Linked DNA regions of Mus musculus: all the other regions are linked to region 1. Evidence: chromatin loops called from intact Hi-C (ENCODE). Cell type or tissue: left cerebral cortex. All regions are shown on one strand.

What was found. Hi-C counts contacts between places; a loop is a spot of excess contacts. Peaks named below come from ENCODE experiments on the same cell type or tissue, not always from the same donor. Only the 100,000 strongest peaks of a DNase experiment are listed, where the experiment ranks them.
Region 2: it touches region 1 in a loop (4-fold over the local background); 11 of 42 quality-filtered maps call a loop at or near these places.
Region 3: it touches region 1 in a loop (4-fold over the local background); 11 of 42 quality-filtered maps call a loop at or near these places.

Annotation. Positions count from the first base shown.
Region 1 is chr16:91,220,387-91,228,386 of GRCm38, reverse strand. Olig2 (oligodendrocyte transcription factor 2) reads right to left here and starts at 2,837. Exons shown (of 2, transcript NM_016967.2): 1 at 2,734-2,837; 2 at 1-2,042. The coding sequence starts at 1,987. The coding sequence ends at 1,016. In left cerebral cortex, a CTCF peak has its summit at 3,489 (motif pointing left); DNase peaks (open chromatin) are centred at 2,994, 3,423, 5,769, 5,925 and 1 more place; H3K4me3 peaks cover 4,116 bases; H3K27ac peaks cover 2,117 bases.
Region 2 is chr16:91,299,844-91,307,843 of GRCm38, reverse strand. No RefSeq gene overlaps it. Among named protein-coding and RNA genes, the nearest start is that of Olig1, 34 kb to the right of the region's middle. In left cerebral cortex, no CTCF peak of the experiment used is centred here; DNase peaks (open chromatin) are centred at 1,947, 2,153 and 3,502; H3K27ac peaks cover 765 bases.
Region 3 is chr16:91,311,166-91,319,165 of GRCm38, reverse strand. No RefSeq gene overlaps it. Among named protein-coding and RNA genes, the nearest start is that of Olig1, 45 kb to the right of the region's middle. In left cerebral cortex, a CTCF peak has its summit at 4,828 (motif pointing right); a DNase peak (open chromatin) is centred at 4,829.

The DNA.
Region 1 (8,000 bases):
GCGGGCTTAGACGGAGGGGGGAGTCACGTGAACAAAGAGCTTCGCATCGCGCATTTCGTTGATATTATATTTACACACACAAGAAATTATTAAAAACCCAACAGAATACCCCCTCCCAAAAAGCTCAAACTATATTCACAGCAACTTTTTGATGTTGTTCTTTTGTCAAGCCCCCAGGTACCAAAAAACAGCGTCCCCAGTCGGGTAAGAAACCAATTGATGTGTGCTTAGAATGTGTGTTGCGTGAGTGTGTGTGTGCGTGTGTGTGGGGGGAGATCTATTTAAAAATAAGACCCAAAAAGGATTCCGTTCCATATCGGGACTTTTGGGATTATTCCATTCCACAAGTGCTATTTTAAGCGTCTGTAAAGCTTGCTCCTGTGCTCTGAAAAGGAACATTCACAGATTTGTTAGGAAACCACAAATCAACAGGAGAGACAACAGGAGGGAAGGCCACACTTCTGAGACCACAGGACCCTAAGTGCTTCTGATACCCACGCCAGCGTCTACTAACTTAGTGCCTGGCCCTGGGCCAGGGATGAACCTGCAGGGTGAGGCCCAGAGGTCGCTTCTGCAGTGCGGTTCCTGGGAGTCTCCTACCCCGCCTGAAGTGGGGGAAAGAAGTCAAGTGCAGTGCTCTGCGTCTCGTCTAAGCCCAGACAGGGAGTCAATCTTTGTACACCGGAAAGTTAGTTTTTAGACTTCCTGGGGGTGCAGGCAGGAAGTTCCAGGGATGAAAGTACCCGCGCGTTGTGGCCGTTTTGTACAATGGCGCCTCCCAGACCCTTGGAGTGTTCAGCCAAAGAGTCAACCAGGTTCTGGAACGAACGCATCTCTCCATCGCTTCAAATGCTCCCATTGCTTCGGTTCCCATATATTCGACTCCCCATAATCCCCTAGGCCCAGCCCGTGGTCCAGCTCCCCTTCTTGCAACAGAGCCCCGGAGCCCCAGCGCTGGCCTGTCCGCGCTGCTCCGCAGCCCTTGGCTCTCCAGGACGCACCCCCGCTGGCCGGCTCACTTGGCGTCGGAGGTGAGGCGCGGCAAGGTGCCGGCGCCCATAGCCGACACGTGGTGGTGCGGCGGCGGCACCTGGCACATGCTGCAGGGGCACGGCATGCCGCCCCAGTGCTGGAAGCCACCGCTGCCACCGCTGCCTCCACCCCCGCCTCCGAGAGGGGCGGCTGCGGCTGCCGACGGTGACTTGAGCAGGCCGTGCGGAGGCCGGATGGATCCGACCGAGGACAGCCCGGAGCCCGGTAGAGAGGCGCTGGACACCGCTGCGGCGGCGGCGGCTGCGGCGGCGGCGGCGGCTGCGGGAGGGAGGATGGGGTGGTGCACGGCCGGGTGGTGCGCGGCGTGCGCGGCGGCCGCGGGGTGCGCCGTGGCGGTGGGTAGAGGCGCCGAGTGTGCCAGCCCGCCACAGGCCGATGGGTGGAAGCCGGCGTGGTGACCCCCGTAGATCTCGCTCACCAGTCGCTTCATCTCCTCCAGCGAGTTGGTGAGCATGAGGATGTAGTTTCGCGCCAGCAGCAGCGTGGCGATCTTGGAGAGCTTGCGCACCGACGGCCCGTGCGCGTAAGGCATGACCTCCCGCAGGCCGTCCATGGCGATGTTGAGGTCGTGCATGCGCTTGCGTTCGCGGCTGTTGATCTTCAGGCGCAGCTGCTGCAGCTCGGGCTCAGTCATCTGCTTCTTGTCTTTCTTGGTGGAAGACGTGGCCGCCGAGGACGTGGACGAGGAGGTGCTGGAGGAAGATGACTTGAAGCCACCGCCGCCCAGTTTGTCCCCGGGATGCGCGCCTGACGCGCCCATGGCCCCTCGTAGCTCGGAGCTCAGCTCTGGCGGGCAGTCGCTCGGCGTGGACGAGGACACAGTCCCTCCTGTGAAGCCGCTGCTGCTTCCCCCCTTGCTCCGGGCGGGCAGAAAAAGATCATCGGGTTCTGGGGACGATGGGCGACTAGACACCAGGCTGGCGTCCGAGTCCATGGCCCCAGGGATGATCTAAGCTCTCGAATGATCCTTCTTTTTTCAACCTTCCGAACTTGAGGAGAGAACCAGACAGATACACAGACACAGACACACACATACACAGAGACAGACAGACAGACACACAGGGTGTGGAGAAAGAAGTGAGACAATCGCCGTCCCCGCCTGCACGGCAGCTCCAGGAACCCGCAAAGGTGGTTGGCATCTACGCCGCGGCAGTCTGGCCTTCTAGCAGCCCGGGGCATGCAAGTTATCCTAATCTCTCTCCTCCCCACTCATCCACCGGTTACTTTATTTCAGGGACTTCTGGGTGGCCCTCAATGAGGGACATTCTAGAGGTTTTATTTCTTCAGTCCGGCCTGGAATAAATGAGGACTTTTCTCTGGACCGGAGATCTGAATAGAGAAGTATTTTCTATCTGGTGCTCAGACGCATCTGCCTTTAACGCCATCTACACACGCAGCAAACGCCGGCAAGCGTGAACACACGCACTGGCAGCCCGCATTGGATTCACTTTCTAAGCGCTGGTTCTACGACCGCGCGGCTAGCTTGCGGACTCGCAACAGGAGTTATTGGAGCCTGGGATGCTGCGGTGAGTGTAGACACCCAGGCAGTCATTAGTACCTATTGGGGCGGGATCTCGGCCAGTAGGCCAGCACTGTAGGGTGCATCCTAAATCCTAGCCACTTTGGAGAAGTCGGTCTTCGGGGTTTAGGCTGGAGCAGTTAAGGGGCGGGGACACTTACTGTGAATTAGATTTGAGGTGCTCGCTGCGGAGGAGAACCTGGCTCTGGGCGCTGGTGTTGGCTCGGTCTGTAATAAGCATCCACACCTTTCGGGGTTCCGCTGGTTTTTATAGCTGGGTGGAGGCAGCAGCGACGGCGGTGGCGGTGGTCCGGGCGGGGGGCGGGAACAATGTGCTTTTCCTGGAGGGGCAGAGGCGCCAATGAGCTGGGCCGGCCCGAGGGGCTGCGAAGCTGATGTCACCCGGCTAATTCCGCTCAATGAAACCCGCCGGGCCCGGCACACGCCTCCTCTCAGCACACAGCCAATGGGCGCCCGCGGTAGAGAGATTCGCGAGGAGGGATGGGAGGAGGGACCTGGGCAGGGAGAGGAAAGGGCGAGCTGAAGAAGCGGGTGGGCTAGCGGGGCTGCTAAAGAAGTCTGGGGACCCTGGCAGAGAGGGAACGCCTGCAACTTTCAATATAAATATTGTCACTGTAGCGTCAGGCCAGGGTACGGAGTGAGACGGGGAATCTGCAAACTCGTCCGATGGCCAACCAGTTCTATGGCTGAGAATGAACACCGAGGTTGCTTGCCACACCTGGAGTTTTTGCTAGCCCTCCCGCCTCCTCCTGTTTCCCGCTGCCGACCTATCGAGTGATTTTCATCAAACTGTGACCATTTGTGGTTGCATAAGAAAACACTAGCGGCGCAGAAGGCCCCCACTCCCTTAGCTCCTTTCTACTTAGTGGCAGTTGCTGCAGCTTTGGGGACAGGCGGTAGCGCCCCCAGGTGGGGGCATGGCCTTGGAGAGCACGGGGCGGGCAAGGAAGCAGAGAAAGGTTCTTAGCACTCTGGGAAGAAATCGCAATTCATTATAAAGTTTAGATTGTGTAGAAGCTCCGGAGAGCTATTTTCAATACAGTCAAAGCGCCAACGCATCGATGGTTAACGACTTCCACCTCATTCATTTTCAGGGAAACCCAGCCACTGAACTTCCAACATCTTGGTGCCCAAGCCTTGGAGTAGAGGCAACATTATTTGCAAAGAATTATCGGAGGCTCTCCGCTGTGGATGGGAGTTGATACTTGAAACACACTCCTAGCTGCCTTGGGACGTCTTTTATAGGTAGCAGCCTCTCTCTCTCTCTCTCTCTCTCTCTCTCTCTCTCTCTCTCTCTCACACACACACACACACACACACACACACACACACACATACAAAGCTGAGAAACTGGATCTGGGTGAATTGCCTGGGGAAGTCTAGAGATAACTATACACTCACCCATTTTATGGAAGTGAAAACCTAGGAATTGATTTCAGCAAGCCTCCAGGAGAAAATACGGCCAGGCCCATACAGGTGACCCTGCCTACCGTGGATGGATGCGAGCAATTGGCAGTGCCCAAGCATGGGGGCAGTAGGTTGTATCCCCACCCCCAACTGTTTCTCACATCCGGACATTTCCAGCTCAAATGCGTTTTGTTTGTTTGTTGGGATATTTATTTTTTACAGATCTCGGGTGCTACCTCTCCTCCACCCCCCAAACATAAGCGCCAATTCCTTCTCACGGAGTTTTAACGGTCTTTTCTCGTTACTTCTCATTGCTTGGTATTTGAATTCGCATATGTAGTTTTAACAAGCAAGCAGACAAACAGTAATTGGTCTTCTTGTAGCAAAGTCAGAACAGGCATGAAAACTCAGGCGATTGCTCCTCATTTCGTGCTAAGTTCTCCCCCGCCCCCCCCCCTGGGGTCCACCCTCGAGTGTCAGTGGGCTGGCGCGTTTGCCCCTCATCTCGTGCCTTCTGAAGCATTGTTTTCCGACCCGCGTGTTTCCCAGCTGGCTCTGCAGCCATCCGTTAAATATGTATTTAAAACATGAAGAATTGAAGCGTGGTGATAATGTCGCCCAACGGTTATGAGGATGACCCATAACCGTTCAATTAGCAGAATCTGTCACACGGGGCTTGTGGTGGGGATTAGGAGCTTGGGCATGTGAGGACCACTCTTGGGCCTTCGTTGGCAAACCGCAGAGAGGGCGTACGTGGGGGTGAGCTCTGTGGGGCCACCAGCTGGGATGTGGATCTCCAAAGTCCCTAACAAACCTCAGGCGGTACAATATGCGGGAGATAGGTTGCAGCCACCCAGGCTAGTGTGACTGCCCGGAGCATCCGAGCGCCCAGGTTCCTTCTTTTGTTGCGTTCTACTGGTTTGTCTCTTCTGCGTCCGGAAGTCTGCGGGAGAACTGCCTGACATTCTGTACACTTGGTCCAGTAGCTGGAGTTGGAGACCCGGACGAAAGTTGGGGAAACCTTTCTACAGCGGCGAGCCTGGAAAAGGAGCCGGAAGGCAAGAGCGCAGCGCTAGCTGGCTCTGCGTCCCCCACCCCCACCCCCAGCCTTTCCACTTCCCCTAGCCCTGTGGCTAGCGTAGCAGCCTGGTTAGCTAACTAGCTTGTCCCAGCAGTTCCAGGCATCTGGTGGTCCTCACTCTCTAAGTCGGAAGCTTTGACGGGCAGCTCCCAACTGTCTCCTTCTCCTCTCAGCTGCCTTCTCTTCGTCTGAGAGCTGCTTGCCGCCTGAGGGCCATCTGTGTCCCTTGGTCTCTGGCTCTGAGGCAAGTCAGAGGCTGGACACAATTCCGTGCGTCTCCTTTACTCCTCCCACCCCATCGGAAACTAGTCGGGGTTAGCCCCCGCTTGTCCTTCTTGGTCCGAGAGATACTTTTCGCCGGTGTCAGGATCTAGCTCCTGCCTGTGTGTCCTGGGTGGGCCCTAGAGACGCGTTTCCAACCAACACACGCAGCTGGACCAATATGCCTTCCCTGGGAATGGAGAGTTCACTTGCCTAGGCTAATCGGCAGGCCGGGCTCCGGGAGTTCCTGGCTTGCCTAGGCGTCCTGAGCTGTTGGCCTCCTCCTTCAAAACGGAAGACGTGTTTTTCCCTCTCCTTTGTGTTGCCTTTGCACAAAAGGCCGGGTGCGTGTAAGGGCCGGCCTTTGCTCCGCAGCCTGGCGGCCCAGGAGGAGCCAGTGCCAAACCGGCTGGGGCGACTCTCGCGGGGCTCCAGGGCGCAGACCTCCCACCGATTCCCTGGTTCCCTATTTGGTCCTGGCTCTCCCCCTTCCTTTCCCTTCCTTCCTTCCTTCCTTCCTTCCTTCCTTCCTACTAGCATTCAGGCAGCGATTCTGCCTGGCTGCCAAGAAGAGCGGTGTCCTTGCGCAGAATCCTCCCGGGGTGGCGGTGGCAGGCAAGGCTTCTGGCACCGGAGAGTGGGGGTGAGGACTGGAGGTCCGGAAGCCAGAAGGACTGTAGAATGGCAGCTTTGGAGCTCAACCGTGTGCGGTAAGACACTCCAGGAGTCAGAACCCGGCGGAGCTTGGCAAAACTCAGCGTGAAGCCCCAGCCGGACCTCGCCAGGGTTTTGTACGTCTGCCTGCCTGGCTGGCAGGTGGCGTGCATGCGCGCGGTGAATGTTTCCAAAGGCCTTCTCAAGCAATTGTGCAAGGACTAGTAACAGTAAAACAGTGCATCTGTGGGCAAGGATCTATTGGTGTATTCAATAAACAGGTCATTTCTGTACTCCGAATTGTGGGGTGTGAGTGAGCCTTTAGAATGGCAGAGCTGGTGATTGCTTCAAGGTTATCTGAGCTGCGCCCCCCAACACCCCGCCCCCTCCCCCGCACGCGTTCAGCCGGTTTTGACTGGCTCTTTCAGTTACTCTCTAGCTGGCCCTAAAGAGAAGCATCGCTCCCATTTTACAAAGAGAAAACTAAGTCTTGGAGAGACGTGAGCTACTTTCCCAGGTCCCAGCCACCTGCTCTTAATGATCCTGGCCACTGAAATGCATCTCTGTCCTGATCCAAGTTCTTGGTGGGATGACATCCGGGTAGCACTGGACAAGGATGGAAATGAACTTCTGTTGGGCTCAGCACACAAACTGGTTGCCCAGTTCCCCTCTTTGGCGTTGGCATTGAAGGGTCATTGTTCCCATTTTACAGATACCACTGATTAGAAGTCAATGTTGGGGTTGGGTTCCAAGTCCTCCACAGCTTTGTTCTAAACTTCCATTCTCTTCCCTGCTTTTGCCAGGTGTCCAGGAGTTACTTGGCCTCTGCTTCTTTGACCAAAGTCAGGAATGGTTCACTGCTCCGGAGCTAATCTCCTGCCTCCTCAGAATTATTCCAGTGTGTGCGATGTGGAGGTTTAGGTGGGGGAGTCCAGGCTTCCAAGCACTTATGGGAAGCATCCCCCTCCTTTGACAAGTCCTGTGTGCCCTTTTAGTTGTAAAGTGGATTTAGCCAGTGCAGACTGGATTCTAGAGAAGCAACTAGTTTCTGGGAGCAGAGGAGACCCACCCAGGCTAACAAGAGGTGATAATTCCCTCTATTGGGTTTCGTGAATAAGAGGCACTTGTACTATTTCCAGCACCTCCCTGGTAGGGTAGACCCAGGAGCACCCCACATACTGAGGAAGTGGAGCCCATTACCACTGCTTGCCACTCTTCTCTGGCGAGGTGGGGGGTTGGGGGGTGTGGACAAAACCGCAGCAACTGTTGCACCCAGCTGCGGGCTGCAAGTTGCATTTCAGCCCGAGGGGCCCTGACCTCCCTTGCTTCTCCCCCTTTCCACGGACCCATTCTCAGGAGTAGAATGTTCAAGGCTCTTTTCTCACCTTTGTACACAGACTCCTCCTATCCCTTTGTGGTCACCCCACCCCCACCCCACCTTCCTCTGGGGCCCAGCCCTTCCCCCACCCTGAGCTTCAGGTCACCCAGCACTCCCACACTCTCGCCCCTTCTTCCTTTTCCGAGCTCCTTCCGCAGGCTGGAGCTCACTGAGCCCCGCATTCCCGGGATAGAGGTGAGTCAGTACCACTAAGTGGGGGTTAGTGGTGCGATGGCCACACTGAGTTTTATGCACGCGCCACATAGACAACAGCGTTAACTAGGTTTCCCCCATCTAGTTAACCTAGTTCCCAAGAGATTTAATGAGGTCTAAGGTTGCCCCTCGGATCACGGGGTGGGAGGTGGGGGGGGGGGCGCGAAGCTGGGAGTTGCAGCATCTCCCCTTAAGGCAAGTGAAGACCTCGTCAGACCTGAGCTCAACTACCAGGCTCTCCCAAGGCGAAGTGAGCCACCTGCTGTTTCCTCGGAGCCCTGGTCCGGGGAAGCAGAGATGGGTTCAGGCTGCTGCCCCTTGGCTTCAGGCCAAGCCGAACCACTGGGGGTCGCGGGGGGGGGGGCGAAGGGAGACAACGACAATGGACAGGAATGAGATGCAGCTGCGGTGGT
Region 2 (8,000 bases), 79 kb before region 1:
TATTTATATACCTGCTAGAAAGTTGGAGAAGAAAAGGGCCAGAACTCAGTTACAATTGTGTAAACATGGCATCTGCACCCATTTTTTTTTTCTACAAAGAATCCTTCCTCATGTCTTAGGTCTGTTTGTGATCTCACAATCAGATCACATGTTGGGGGGAAACCCATTTTCAAATTTCAGCTCTCAAAAACAAACCCAGAAAGACAGAAACAACAAAATCCCCAAACCCAAAGCATTCTTTCTAGAGAGCAGCCTGTCCTGAGGGCAGGAGGGGCTTGGAAAATGCCTGCTGTAAGGACCCTGAGGCTGGGTGTCACTAAAGGCAACGCCCACTCTTAAGAGTCAAACTGTACACATGGATGTATACCTAAGGTGGCAACTGTGTGCATGGCATATCTTAAAAAAACAAAAAAACCCAGCAGTCATAAGAATAAATCTATAGAAAATGTAGTCAAATTCAGCTTCATGCTATATAAAGTCCTACAATAGAAATATAGCTGGACATAAGCCAAATTTCTAATCTAACCAAACAATTTGCCAAATTTTAACAGTGTGAATACATCTACTCTTCTGAAGGGTCAGTGTGCATTTAGATGCATGATGAGTCCTCATTAGGTTATTTTTCTATTAGAATGTTAAAAGTCAACAATTATTGTTAGTGACCGTTTCTTAAACTCTTACTATTTGGCCAGGCATTTGCTGAGAATTTGTCTTCTCATTTTCTAAATGTGTGAAATAAAATAGGTGCTAGCCCTTTTAAATGCTGAGAATAGCTATGAAGTGATTTTCCCAGCTAGCAAATTCTCACGTAATCGTTCAGCCTTTGGAACAGCAGGATGGTGCAGTGGGTAAAAGCCCTGGCTGCCAAGCCTGACAACCTGAGAGTGACCCCCAGAGCCCACATGGTGAGAGAAAAGAACCACACCCTGCAAGCTGACCTCTGACCTCACGTAGCCTCATGCATGTTGTAGGCACACAGGAGCTTGTGCATCTGTACACACGTGCTTGTATATGCACACACGCGCGCGCGCGCGCGCGCGCACACACACACACACACACACACACTCTGAACAAGTGAATGGAGAGGAGAAGGAAGAGAAGGGAGAAGGAAGAGGAGGAGGAGGAGGAAGAGGAAGAAGAAAAAGAAGAAAAGGAAAGAGGAAGAGAAGGAGGAGGAGGAAAAGAAGAAGGAGGGGAAGGAGGAGGAGGAGGAGAAGAAGAAGAGGAAGAAGAAGAAGAAGAAGAAGAAGAAGAAGAAGAAGAAGAAGAAGAAGAAGAAGAAGAAGAAGAAGAAGAAAGAAAGAAAGAAAGAAAGAAAAAAGTTGTTTTTGTTCCTGTTGTCACCTTAGATGGCTCTGGCTATAAACTGGCCCATTTTGCATGAGGAAAGTATTTAGAGATGTTATTTGATGAGACAGTCCTCGTATACGTTGTTTTAAGCCTATGCATAAAACTCAAAACAATATAAACAGGAGTCAGAACTAGGCACATAAGCTGGGCCAGCTTTTGGGTCCATTTGACCTTTTCCATTTCTATAATAAAAACTCCCCATCACATCGACACAAGTGCATTGGTGGCAGAAACTGGATTTGGGTCATTTCTGGAGAATGACACTTCTTTCATTGAAACAGCCCTTCTCTGCAGTGTGTGTGTGTGTGTGTGTGTGTGTGTGTGTGTGTGTGTTTGCCTGCCTCATGAAGCGAGCATTCAGGTGGTACAAGGCTGCTGGTGACTTGTTCAGCTATTTGTGAAGAAGCTGGCAAGCTTGGGCCTTCTCCCTGGCAGGCAAGAGAAAGGCTCGCTTGTTCGTGAAATATCGGCTAAAAGGCTGCTGCAGGTGGGGCCGTCAGTGACATGTTGTTGGAAGCAGAGACCGACTGCAGGTGCCACCTCTGGGACACGGATGTGTGCTTCCTCGGCCTGGGGCCGGAGAAAGAGGACTGCCAACCCCCCAGAAAGAAGCACACTGTTGTCCTCAGGGTGAATGAAAAAGATGTTTCAGTGCTGTGGACGGATCTCGATGGTTTGCACAGAGGACAAAACGTCTCCTATAAAATCCCATTTACATAGTCCTATCTCACTTGGGCTTTTGGTGACCAGATTCAATTGTGCTGGTGTCCCCTGTGCAGTGTGATATCATAGCTTCAGAGGAAGGCTTTATTTAGAGGTCACACTAGTTTGTCCTGGGGATGTAGTCATTTTTTGTGTCACGGACAATGTTTTACTGTGGAGATAGGAGCCAGATGGCTCAGCCACTTGCAGTCCGGGGCGAAACAGTGTCGGTATTGTTGGCGAATAAACAGAATCTATTATCTGCTGCTCATGAAACTGTAGTACCCACCACTGTTTGGAGATGAAGTATTTAACAAATTGTTAGGTCTTGCTTAAAGCTGCTATAACACAGCACCTCAGAAACTAGAAATCTTACATATTCTTAAAAGCAACTGCTGCCTCTGACCGGCTTTCTTCTCTCCCCGCCCCCCTTCCATCCTGAGAGGCCATTCATGCTTACAGTAGTGGAGGCCCTGATTTTTGTTTCTTTCCCACCGCAATCCATATGCTAATATGATCTGTAATCCGTGTGCCCATGCAGTGGGGGAACAACAGCCTCCTCAATTTTCTCACCCCCTCTGAACCAGGCCACCTATTTGTCAATCCCGAGCAGCACAGAGGAGCTTTATAGGGTGTTGTGTGTCACTTGCAGGAGTGGCTTCTTCCCAACACTTTGGATATAGGAGGTGAAGTGTCTGGAGTGGTCTTCTTGCTTGGCAACTCAGTACCCGTCAGGGGGTGAGCTGCCCACACACCTCTCACTATAATAGAGAGGCTTGGGAGAATTGTGAAATGTTAGTTTTTCTTGGAAACCCATGTTTGGTGTTGCCCTCTGCATTTAAACCACTACCAGTCATTTCTTTTCCTTTTCCTTCTTCTTTTCCTTCTTCTTTTCCTCCTCCTCCTCCTCCTCCTCCTCCTCCTCCTCCTCCTCCTCCTCCTTCTCTTCCTCCTCCTCCTCCTCCTCCTCCTCCTCCTCCTCCTCCTCCTCCTCCTCCTCCTCCTCCTCCTTCTTCTTCTTCTTCTTCTTCTTCTTCTTCTTCTTCTTCTTCTTCTTCTTTTGTTTGAGCACACACCTTCCCTTTCTAAGCAGAGCACACTTCCCATTTAACTTGGCCCAGCTGTGGCTGGGTCTATTGCAATGTCAGAAGTATTCATTTCCTGTTTTAATTGCAGCGAAAGCCAACCTTGACTGGCAAGGAGAAAGGCACTGACAGGTTTGGGCTGTGTCCAGACCTCCTCAGACTCTCCGGCAGCCAACTGTTTGACAGTCTATGCAAATACATGCAAATGCAGGGACACTGGCCTGACACCTGCAGAAAGTGACCATCCCCACTCAGGCTTGGCCTCCCCTGTAACTGGGGGCTTTGAAATGCTGCTTGGTTGCTTTCTGTCAGTTTATTATGCATTTGTCAGCAGAACGTCGGGCTGCTGAAAACACCCCTCTTTGTCCCTAGGAGCCGCACAGCTCCGTGTGGTGCCACAAGGGCCGGGATAGTGGCGTGGCTTCTGGCCAGCTCTTGTGAATCCTCCCCTCTGTCCCAAGGCCCAAATGCAGACTCCGAACTCTTGCGGGCTTGCCCACACGGAGGAAGGCCTTCTGTTTCTCTGGATTCGAAGACATAATGGTGGTGGTGGGGCAACAGAGGGGAAGGCCAGCTCCCTGGCAGCTGGAAGTTGGTGACTTTGAGAGAAAATGTGTCCTGGATTTTAAAAAGCCAAAAGCAAGAGATCTGCCCGGGCTGTCAGAGAATCAGAGATGAGGAGAAGGCCTGTTGCCGCGAGTGGGGATCATAGGATCGCCTGCCACACACAGCACCTCCAGACGGCAGGAAGAGTGCCAGGTGGCGGGACTCTCGCGGCCATTGCCGGCAGGCCATCTCGGCTCCCATCTGCTCAGGCCTTCGTTGGCCTCTCACGGTCCTCTAAGAGACGTTGGCACTGGTCGGACAGCTGTTCTTTCTGAGTTCTATGTGAGGGTGTGTAGGTTCAGTGTCACCTTTTTGAAGATAAGTCGGGCAACATCATCATTATGGCCCCGTAGCCGTAGACTGGAACAAGATTTGGATTCCAGTGACTTCTTTCAGTCCTTCTGGGGAGAGAATAAGTTAGGAGTGCCAGACAGCAGCATCCTACAGATCTTCTTAATGTTCGTCAACAGATCTGGAAAGAACACTTGTAACTTTCTTTGTGTGACTGGGCTTTAGCTTTCTCGAGCAACTTATTTGGGAAATGGTTATGCACAACAGAACTTCTGGGATCTGGATAAATGGCTCAGTGGACAAAGTCCTGCCACACAAGCATGGGGACCAGGCTTTGAATCCCTAGAGCTCAGATACGTCCTGTGCACAGTAGCTTGTCTTTAGCCTTAGGCTAGACCCTATTGTGAGATGGTAACATACTATCTAGAAGCCTGTGGGCCAGTTAGCCTGCAGACGGCAGAAGAGGGGTACAGTGTTAAAGTGAATGGTGAGGACTGGCACCCAAGATCGTCTGGAGCAGTCACGCATACACACAAGCAGAAATTTCTAAATCCAGCCGTCCATAGACAGACTGGAAGGAACTTGAAACATGAGTGTGAGCATGCAACACAGATGGGTGTGTGTGCATGTTTATTTGTAAGCATGCATGTGTGTGTGAGTGTGTGTGCCTGCATGTGCGTATAAGTGTGTGAATAAGTGTAAATGTGTGCGTATATATATGTGCATGCATGTATGTGTGTGTGAATGCATGTGCGTGCATGTGTGTGTGGGTGTGTATGAGTGTGTGTGTGCTTTGGAGGGTGGGAACCTGAATATGTATAACCTGAACACACTGAGCATAGGAAGAGCTCTGGCAGTGTCTGGCCAATGTCTGGTATTGCTTATAGTCAGTGGTCTTGGGGCTGGGCTACAGCTCAAAATAGATGATTTCTGGCGTAAAGATCCCCTTGCCATTCGTACAGTTTAAATCCACCAAATGATCAACTCATTCCTCCTTGTCTGTTAACAAGATGTGGTAAATCCTGGGGAAACTATCAGGAAACATTTTATTATGTGGTCCTCTCCGGCTTCAGGAGGAAAAACCAGCGTGTGCTGCTCTGTAGCCGGGAGAATGGTCCTCCTCTGAGACCCAGAGGATGCAAGCGCCCCCGACTCAGATGTGCAGCTAATGAGAATAAGGCGCTCATTACTTGAAGATTGCATTGTTGATCAACATAATGCTGGTGCCAAATGCTTGGTAAGTCTGTGGGATTTCTAAATGCACAGAGAAAGACATGGGATAAGCTCTATAAACAGCACTGGACAGCTGCTGCTATGGGTAAACTGAGGCACAAAGGCATTGATAAGAATCCACCCAAGGTCCCGGTCACTTTGCAATAGAACCCATTTCTTAGGCACGTGCCTTTTCTTAATACTATCACATAGCATGTGCTATAAGGAAAACTCTAGTGATCCAATAATACCCGCAGAACATGGGTTTGAGGCCTGCATATGGGTGCTGAAGTTAATTTGAATTAGATGGAGGAGTAGATGGGGCGAGCCTGGGACCAGATCCCCAGTTACTCTGAATATCCATGAGATCCATATTGTCTGTGGTTGTCATAACACCGACAAAGAACGAAAGCAGGAATGTCACTGGCTGGCTTTGGGGATGAATTTCACCAGCCCTGGTCCTGGTACAAGGTGGCCAGACCCACTCTTCTGCTCAGGGCCAAGGCAAGCCCCTTGGCGACCAGTCTTGATTGACTAAAAGGAGAGACTTATACCTTACCCAGCTCCAATTCCTAGGGTCTTTCATTTAAATGAGCCCGTGCTTTGCCGTAAATAAAATAGAAATGTCTACGATGGAAAAAAGTTCCACACAAACGCCACTGCTTCCTATCGCCCTAGTTCTTTCTCTTGCGCCCTGCATCTCTTTCTCCTTTTTAGAAACACACTTTGGAGCCCAAGGTGGTTGTGTTTAAGCAGCTTTAATGTCCTTTCAGGGCTCTGCGCAAGGTTGTGGTCACTCAGGCAGCAATAACTTTGAAAAAATGACCCGTCTACACCCAAACAATAACAGAATCCCCCTTTTTATGTTGGAAACGCCCACGGCTTTCTGCGCATCCCCAGACTCCCCACGTAGATGCAACTGTTTGACCAGCCTTCTACTGAACAACTTAATTAAGCAAAAGAAAACGTGTCAGTTTCTGCCAACCTCACAAAAACAGAGCTGTGGGGGTAAAAAGGGTCGGCCGAATTAACCCACATTCCTGAACGGGTTCACTAAAGCGAGGCCTGGCTTTGCGGCAATGCCAAGGGGAGCCGCGCGCGGGATCGCCATTCACATTTATCAAGACATATTGTTCGCCAGATCATACTGAACACAATTAAAGCTGCAGGACCTCGGGGGGCCGAGGCTCGGGGTGAGCTTAGCTTAACTTAAAAAAAAAAAAAGAAAAAGAAAAAAAGAAAAGAAAGAAAGAAAGAAACTTGTCACGACACGGTGCCCACTACTGACACTCTGCACAGTGACGGGGACAAAACAGATTTCGCCCGACCATATGCAAACAGCAAGTTGTTTTTAGTGCCCCCTTTCTACACCCCCTTACCCACCTTCTTCTCTCCCCTTCCACTTCCATGAAAGCACATGCCGTGTGCAAAGAGACTGCATGTTCTGTATGTCATTTGTCTTGGCCAGACCAAACCTGGATTACCACCCCAGCTCAACCCTTTCTTTTTGGTGCTGGGAGGCGGAGAAGAATCCCTTCTTAAAGCCGTCTCTGGAAGCTGGGAAAGCGGAGACCCCAGGAATCCTGCTTTCTAGCCAATTAAATTTAGTTGCACCCCCCCACCCCCCGCCCCTGCGTTTTGAGTTTTCTTCCTTTATGTGAAGCCAGGATGGAGCTTAATGCCCAGTGCTCTGCCCCAACCACCCCATCCGAGCCTCCTGCAGTCTCCAGGAAGAGCGGAGTGTTTCAGCAGTAGCCAAAGGGAATTCAAAAACTTTGCCTGTTCATTGGGGAAAATTTGGATCTGCACCAGTTTGGTATTGAGGCCATCCAATCCTGATGTCTTTACTCCCAGAGATCAGCCCCTATACTCTCTCTCTCTCTCTCTCTCTCTCTCTCTCTCTCTCTCTGTGTGTGTGTGTGTGTGTGTGTGTGTGTGTGTGTGTGTGTGTGTGTGTGTGTGTAGTCCTTGCCTTGTAGGTTATTCTGTAAGTAAAATATCCTACAGTTATTACATGGACCCACACTCCAGGCGGGAGATAAGGACTGAAGCCAGGCTCCCCTGCCTTATTATGCAGGCAAGGAGTTTCTTCAGTCTTCCTGGATTGGAGGGGTCTGTTATGCACCAGGAGCAGTGGGCTCTCCAGCCCCACAGGAGCAGAAGCAGTTCCTGATGGGGATGGCCAAGGGTTTTGGTGACACGAGGTCACACTTGGTCTGGAGGAATTGATGACTGGTATCTATCTACCACAAGGTTTCTTCTGCATGGTCATGTTTCCAACCAACCCATCTCAAGTGCCTGACCATGCAGGGAGATTTTGTTGTCCCTCTTGAGTGCATGTGTTTCAGGGGTGGGAATAGCAAATAACCTTGATGAGATAAGAGGTATAATCTAGCCAGAGGTCAGACAGACGGACGGACCATAGACAGACAGCCAAATGGGGGAAGCAGCAGAGTTGGGTGTGAAAATAGAGGCCACCTGAACACCAGTGATGACTGTAACACACACACTTGGTCAAGCACATGAGCCCACAGAAAGTCTTTTTCCTTGAATTGGTTGAGATAAACACAAAATATGCTTGAAGCAGAAACCATCAGTGAGGAAGCATGCCCTGGGGCCTCAGGGACAATTCTCCCTGCAGTCACCTCAGAGAATTATTTGCCCCTCCGGGTGTGGGTGTCGGTGCAAACACTTCAGGCAAAGGGCACCCAAACCCCAAAATGTGTCATCTGAATTTGACATCTTTTTAAGAGC
Region 3 (8,000 bases), 91 kb before region 1:
AAACAATGGCCTCCAGGAACTCCACCCTAGAGCTGTCTCCTGGTTAGCCACTGCTTCACAGTCCATGAAGGCCACTTGCCTGCCTCACATTTCCTTCTGTCTGTAAAAAGCTGCTGCTGCTATCCACCGCCTCGTAAAACTGTGGTAAGAATCGAGCACACGTGCGAGTCTCAGTAGAGGCACACTTGGTGGATGTCCTCAGAGCGGGCGCCATAGGAGAGGTCCCCTGAGCATAGCCCCTAAGCACAGGTTAACCCCTTCCCCACAATCCATTTCCCATGATAGTATTCTTCCTTCCTGCCAGATGATATCAAGCCAATGCAGCCACATCCCATGCTAAGTCGGATGAGGGAGCCAATGGATTCTTCTCATAGGTTGACATGAGTCTTCTACAGCAGGCTTTCTGGACCCGAGGCCCTTGTTAGAGATATGATTCGAATGGACTGAGTTTGCGGTTGTGGGGATGACCCTTGCAATGCATCAGTCATGAGCTCTGTCCATCTCTTGGTCACTGTCACATAAACACTCTCGTGAGCTATAACCCTCCATCCCCGCATCGCACAATAGCCAGGAAGCTTTCCTCGGAGGAGGTACAGGGCATAACTTTGTAAAGCTGTAATATTGTTATTTATGAAGCATTTAGCATGTGTGGAGGCCTTGTACATCTTAATTCATTTGCTTTTCATATAAGATCTAATCTCTGGAGTTTTTTTTAATTATGATAAAAAAAATCACTCAATATGAACCTTACCGTGTTAGTCACGTTTAAGTGCATACTTTGGTGGTATTAAGTGCAAGCACATTGTCACGTGACTGCCACCTCTATTCATCTGCAGAATGCTTGTCCTTTGGGGAAACTGAAACTCAGCACCCACGGAATAGTAACCCTGCCTTCTCCCCAGTCCCCACAGATTCCAACAGCTGCCGCTGTCCCTTAATCTCAGTCTCTGTGACTAACTACCTGTAACACTCCTGTGAACAGGATTGTAAAGCACTTGTCTCTTTGTATCTGCCTTAATTCACTTAGCACAGTGTCTTCAAGCCTTGCCCACAGCATTGCTGGAATCAGGCTTCCTTTCCTCCCCCAGGCTGGATAATACCCCATTACATGCACGCACCCTATTGTGTTGACGCATTCATCTGTTGGTAGACACTTGGGTTGCTTCTGTTCTTTATGGATGTTGCTGCTATAAACACAAAAGCCTCTTTGATGTCTCTCGCTTTTCCATTTTCATGTGTGTATGTATGTATGTGTGCATGTATACATGTGTGTATATGTGTACGTGTGCATGTATGCATGTGTGTATACATGCATGTGTATGTGTATATGTGTGCATGTGCACATGTGTGTATGTGCGCGTGTGTATATGTGTGTGCATGTGTGTATGTGTTTCTACATGTGTGTATCTGGGTGGATATGGGATATGTACCTGTGTGCACGTAGAAGTTGCTATCAGGACCATCTTACACTTTATTCATTGAGGCAGGTTTGTCAGTCAACCCAAAGCTCACTGATATGGTTAGTCTTGCTAGTCAGCCTGCTCCAGGCCTCTGTCTTCACCTCCCAAGGCTGAAACTGCAGGTCCATTGCCCCAGCCAGCTGACACTTACATGGGTCCTGGACTGCAGGTCCATTGCCCCAGCCAGCTAACACTTACATGGCTTCTGGGGGACAAACTCTGGTTGTTATTCGTTCACTTTAACCACTGAATGGTCTCCTCAGCCCTAAACTCCTGCTTTTAATTCTTTGGGGACATATAGTCAGAATTAAATTTGCTAGGTCAGATGGTAATTACATTTTTGCACTTGTGTATTTATGTGTATGTACACGCATGTGCCTGTTTGGTGTATGCGGATACATGTGTACGTGTGTTTATGCACATGTGTGTATGTGGAAGCCAGGGGTCAAATTCAGGTGTCATTCATTCCTCAGGCATTGTCCATCTTGCTTTTCTTCCCCTTGTCCTTTTCTTTCTTTTTTTTTTTGCAAGTGTACGTACAGATGTGTTTGCATGTATGCGATGCATGTGTGTGCACTTGACTATAAAGGTCTGACATGGATGTCATGTGTCTTCTTCAATTACTCTGCACTTTATATATTGACTCTGCACTTTATATATTGAGGCAATGCCTCTTGCTGAACATGGAGCTTGACAATTCTGGTTGGCCTAGCGAGCCAGTTTGCCCAGAAGGCTACCCGTCTCTGCCTCCTGCGTGCTGGGACTACAGGTGGCCACCACACCTGCTTGTCATTTACCTGAGTATTGGGGATCTGAACCTCTGATGCATGTAAATCAAGTGGAAACACGTGAAAATACCACATTCTTCATCTTATGTCAGTCACCACTGGAGAATATTAAAGTCAGGTTCCCCTCGATCCCAAAGAAACATTCCGTCTGTGATGCTGACCCTGCCAAAGAGTTACAGCCTGAATCCAGTAACAAAGGATTGTATGGAAATGCCAGACTGTAGAAAGGCCTACAAGATAATTGCCCCTTCATTACCAAGTGTCTGGGTCATGAAAATCAAAACCGTTACGGACTGGAGGAGTCTGAAGGTATGAGAAGACAAGAGAGGAGTCACCCTGGACTGGTGTGTCTGCTGTTAAAGGCTTCACCGAAGCAGCTGGGTGGCATTTGGAGGTTAGATGGTCATAGGCACCAAGGCTAATTTTTTGACAGATGTGTCTTGATTGTGACAGAGGGTTCCTTAGAAGTTACATACTTCAGTGTTTGAAAGTGATAGAGTTCTAATTTGTATTCTATTGCTGTGACAAAAAACCATGACCGAAAGTATCTTGAAGAAGAAAGGATTTATTTCTTCTTATGGTTTACAGTCAATCAAGAAGGGACTGACGCAGAGACTGTGGGGGAATGCTGCTTACTGGCTTGCTCAGCTTGCTCTTCTATATAGCTCAGAATCACCTGTCCAGAGGTGGGACTACCCAAGGTGGCCTGGACACTCTCACATCAATCATCAAACAAGAAAATGGTGCACAGGTTTGCCTACAGGCCAGTCTGACGGAGGCATTTTCTCAGTTACGGTTCTCTCTTCCCTGATGATCTTAGCTCGTATGGACTTGTCTAAAAGCTCCAGCACAGATGGGGTAACACGTGGGCCACTTATCTCTCAATTTATGTTTTTAAAGTTTGTTGTATTAGTCTCACAATTTTCCTGTTCTTGAAATGACTGACAGATTAATATCTTATAAAAATATATGCATCGATGTGCCTCTTCAGAATCCGTGTCCCAAACTCCTAGTAAAGCATGGATTACACAAAACTGTGACTCCCCAGAGAATACGAGGATCCAGGGTACCCCCAGTGGCATTAAAAAGAAGGTTTGCTTTGCCCTAGTGCCAAGGGTTAACGGGACTTGTAATAACAGACATCAGTTTCTCTTCTGTCTCAAATGTATATGAATGGAAAGGGCTCCCTAAAAGTCTAGACATTATGATCCCCAGCTTTGGGGCCAACAAGGGTGCGGGCCTGGAGAAGCTGGTCTCCTCCTGCCTGCAGTCTTGGAACGTGTTGGTGATGTCATAGTCGAAAGATATGGCGTGCACAGTCTCCAGTGTTCTGAGTGTTTAGCTAGACATTACCAGGAACCTTTAAAATACAGAGTGTGGGTTTCTTCCTGCCAGGAACACCAAGTTGACAGTCCAGACTGTCTGTGTTTGAGAGACAGGAAAGCGTCGGGAAGAAGAGGGACAGAGTGCCACAGAGACTTTCTGGGCAAGGCAAAGGGAAGACACCCTGAGAGAACAGCCATTGCTGACTTGAGACTAGGGGTCAATATACTGGCCACATCATTGGGTCTAGGAAGCTTGGCTCAGAACGATCAATTCATCTAACTCATTTCCCAAGTGGGGGCGGGGGGAGAAAGCTGGGTGAGCGTGATACATTTTTTTTTAGTTAGACACATATGGGTTGGATTCAAAAGTAGTCTTCTGGTGGCTGTGTGAAGATTAAATGTATCAACCAACATATAGAAACATTCCAGCATGGTGCTGGGGACAAGAAATATTACACATCCAGGCACATAACAAATATTGGAATAAGAGCAAGGTTAGGAGAGGCAACTTCCTTAGCTGCCTAAAGACCTTAGCCAACCCCACTGTCAAATGCCCAGAACCCAGAGGCACTGCCTGGGGTCACCTTTGTCTCCATCTCTCTGCCTGTGACCTCTTTATTTTATTTGCAATGGCGCTCCTCCCTCCGAGGAATTCCAAGGTTCTTAACAAACTTTAAATTACCCAAGGGAGACAGGTCCTCCCAGGCAAGAGAGCAAAATAAAGTACCTCTACCAAAATAAATTCCCTCCACCTCCAAGTCTGTCTCCCTCTGCGACACCCCCTCGCCTAAAATAACTCAAACACAACCTGTAGCCAGCCAGGACCGAGCTCCTCTGCACACGAATAAAGGGGTTTTGTGGGAAACCCCAGAAAAGCATTTTAAAAAGCCCAGTGCATCTGTTTTTTAGTTACTGCCCCATGCCATACTTAGAATTCAAGTCCCTCTAGCTCACAGAGGAGCAGATTTTCCTTCTGGGATACTGCCAGATCTGCTGTGATCACAGTGTTATCTGTAGTTTATTGGTTTCCCAGGAGACACAGCTCCTCTGAGGACCAGCCTCCCAAAGAGAAACCTGGCTCTGCTGAGATCGATAAGGCAGAGGGGTGGCTAGGACCCTGGAGCTAGGATCGCAAGATCGCCTCCACCGGTTCTGTGTGTTTAAAGTTTCAGGAAGAAAGGGACTCATTTGCTAGTTGTTGGGGTAAGACTGTGATGGAGTCCAAGAAGTCCGTGAGTTTGTAGTGCACTAGCCAGTAAGGGGCGCTGTTGATCGAAAGAACTAGTGGGTGTTGCCCGCGCACAGCGGCTCTTTGCTGGGAAAGAACTGATGAGAGCCTGTAGGCGAACAGGAGTCTTCAGGCCAGAGCCTCGCTCCACCTGAGCAGTTTCTGAATGGAAGCCCATCCCCCGGGGCAGGCTTCCCGCCCGAGGGGCTCCTCTTACCGCGGTGCATCTTAGGTCTTCATTTTTATTTTGTTTTGTTGTTTTTGTTTCTACCCTTTTCTTCTTTTCTTAAAAAAAAAATTGCACATATATTTTGACAGTTTCTCTCCTCTCCCTCAACCCCTCCCAGATCCTTCGAATCCCCCTACCCTTCTGACTTTATGTTCTTTTCTCTGTCTTTAAACAAAAAACGAGACAAGACAAAAAGAAACGCACGCACACAACCCACAAGAAAAGAGAGAAAGAAAGAAAGAAAGAAAGAAAGAAAGGAAGGAAGGAAGGAAGGAAGGAAGAAAGGAAGAAAGAAAGCAAGCAAGCAAAATGGGGCAAAAAACCCTCTTGAGTTCATTTGTCAGCTGACTGCTCCTGGGCAGGAGACCTATACTGAAATTGACTACGTGCTTTGGTTGACAGTTAACTAAATTGTTGGCCAAAGTCTCCAAGTGTGTGTGTGTGTGTGTGTGTGTGTGTGTGTGTGTGTTGGGGTGCTGTCCTAGAGAAAGGGAAAAGAAAAGAACAGATTTTTGAGATGCTGAACTGAACGTCCCATTTGCGATGGGATCTATGGTCATAATTGAATGTTATTGATCACGTGCAGCCCCTTAAGAACGGGCCATCCATTTAGCCTGGGTTTTAGAGAAAACACGGAAATGGCGCTGCGGCCATGTCCCATGCTCATAGTAGAAAGGCCCTTGGACACGCCTGCAGTGAAGGGCTGGCTGTATAAACACAAATAATGATTTAACTACTACTAATAAATATTATCATTATTGAGGCAAGATCTCATGTAGCCAGAATTGCTTCAAACTCACTCCATAGCTAAGGATGGTCTCGACTCTCTAATCCCCCTGCCTCCACATCCCAAGTGTTAGGATCATAGGAGCCCACTATCCACGAAGTGTTTGGACTTGAACACAGGACCTTCTGCATTCTAGGAAAGCACTCAGCCCCCGCACTACATCCTTAAAGCATGTATGCAAATTATTAACAGACAGCCTTGTAGCAAGGCTTACCCCACACTCCGCTGGCGGTATATGAAACAGTGGGGCCTCCTGCTGTTTGCTTGGATTTCTTTCTCTCCCTCAGCGGAGGACAGAATCAAACATGTTTGAAAATAAGGGGTTATTTGCTCTCTCTCTCTCTCTCTCTCTCTCTCTCTCTCTCGCTCTCTCTCTCTCTCTCTCTGTGTGTGTGTGTGTGTGTGTGTGTGTGTGTGTGTATGTGTGTGTGTGTGTGTGTGTGTGTGTGTGTGTGTGTGTGTTTAGTGAGTCCAGTGAGGGAACCCTGGTTTGGAGGGAGAAGTGAACTTTTCAGATCTCAGTGAATGAGTTACAAGGCTGCCTCTCCTTCCTTTGAGCTTTTAGTTAAGATGAGAGTGCCTTATTAATATGTAGATCAGGCTGCCCCTTTGCAAAAAATGAGAGTTATTTTTGATGCTGCATGGGAATCCTTCCCGAGTATCTCCGGGGATAGAAAGTCCAGCTGGCCCTTCTGAGCTCGCCCATAACTCTCCAGATGTCAACAAATCACTGAAAGAGGTCAGAGTGAGAGAAATGAAAGATAATTATTCCAGCCATGGAGAGCTACTTTGAAAGTGAATAGAATCTGTCAGATTGTCTTTTGAAAACAGCAGTTGGCTGCTTGTCTGGCCATATTAAATGGATATACCCAGAACTCAGTGAGGTGGTAGCAGTCAGCTTAAGTTGGTTCGGGGGAGGGCACTGGAAACGGCCATCATTGGGGGTTTCATAGAACAGCCCAAGAATATGAAGATTTCTATTTGTCTCTTTAAAAAAAAAAAAGGAATCTTGTCTTTGAGAATTAGAAGCAATGAGCAGAGGAGTTGTGGTAAATGTGGGGTGGCGGGGGAGTCTTCAAGAACACCCTCATGGACTGGGGTGTGCGCACAGGGGATCCTTGAAGAAAAGATGTTTCACTGTCCTCTGAGATGCCCAACCACAACCAGAGGACTGGAAGACACGGATGCTGGGGAAGGTGGGTACCACCCACATGCTTTTCCATGTGAGACTGTTACCACAGGGAAGCATGCATGGTCTGTGTCCTTTCTGCCATGGTGATCAGCAAGGAGACTTCACAGGGACTCTTCACATCCTGTCAATCATTGTTTCTTTGGTAGGTTGTATACAAGTCCTCCATTTTTTCCTGTCTTTGTGAAATTTTATTTTTGCATTGGTCAATTTTTTTTTCCTGATTGAGTCTATCTACTATTTTGGCCCCTAGGTGAAAATATTTTCTAAATGGCAAACGAGATCAAGAGGATGGAGAAGTAAGGATTGGAGGAGCCCTCTGAGCGTCCATGAAGCACACAGAGGCATGCGGAAGAGCTCGGCAAGCTGGATTTGAACTCACTCTCAGCATTTCCAGTTCCATGACCTTGAGCAAACATAGCTGACCTCTCAATAGAACACAGTCTCCTCTTTAGAGAGTGAAGATAGTAAAACACCCCTCACTTTTTTTTTCTCCCCAGATTAGCAGGTGGGAAAACAGTTTTCAAAGGATAAATGATGATTCACATAGTCTTTTTTTTTTTTTTTTTTTCCGAGACAGGGTTTCTCTGTATACCCCTGGCTGTCCTGGAACTCACTCTGCAGACCAGGCTGGCCTCGAACTCAGAAATCCGCCTGCCTCTGCCTCCCAAGTGCTGGGATTAAAGGCATGCCCCACCATGCCCGGCACATAAAGTCTTAATATTCACAATACCAACCAGACACCAGACACACTGACAAGTTGACTTGGGCCACTCTTGCTGGGAGCTTTACCTTATCATAGAGCTATGGCAAAAAAAAAAAAAAAAAAAAAAAAAAAAAAAAAAAAAAAAGGCTCAGCGATTAAGAGCATTTGCCACTCTTTCAGAGAACATGGGTTCAATTCTCAGTACCCACATGGTGGCTCTCAACCATCAGTAACTCCAGGCAGCCCTCTTCTGACCCTAGGGCGTATATGTGGTATACATACACATAT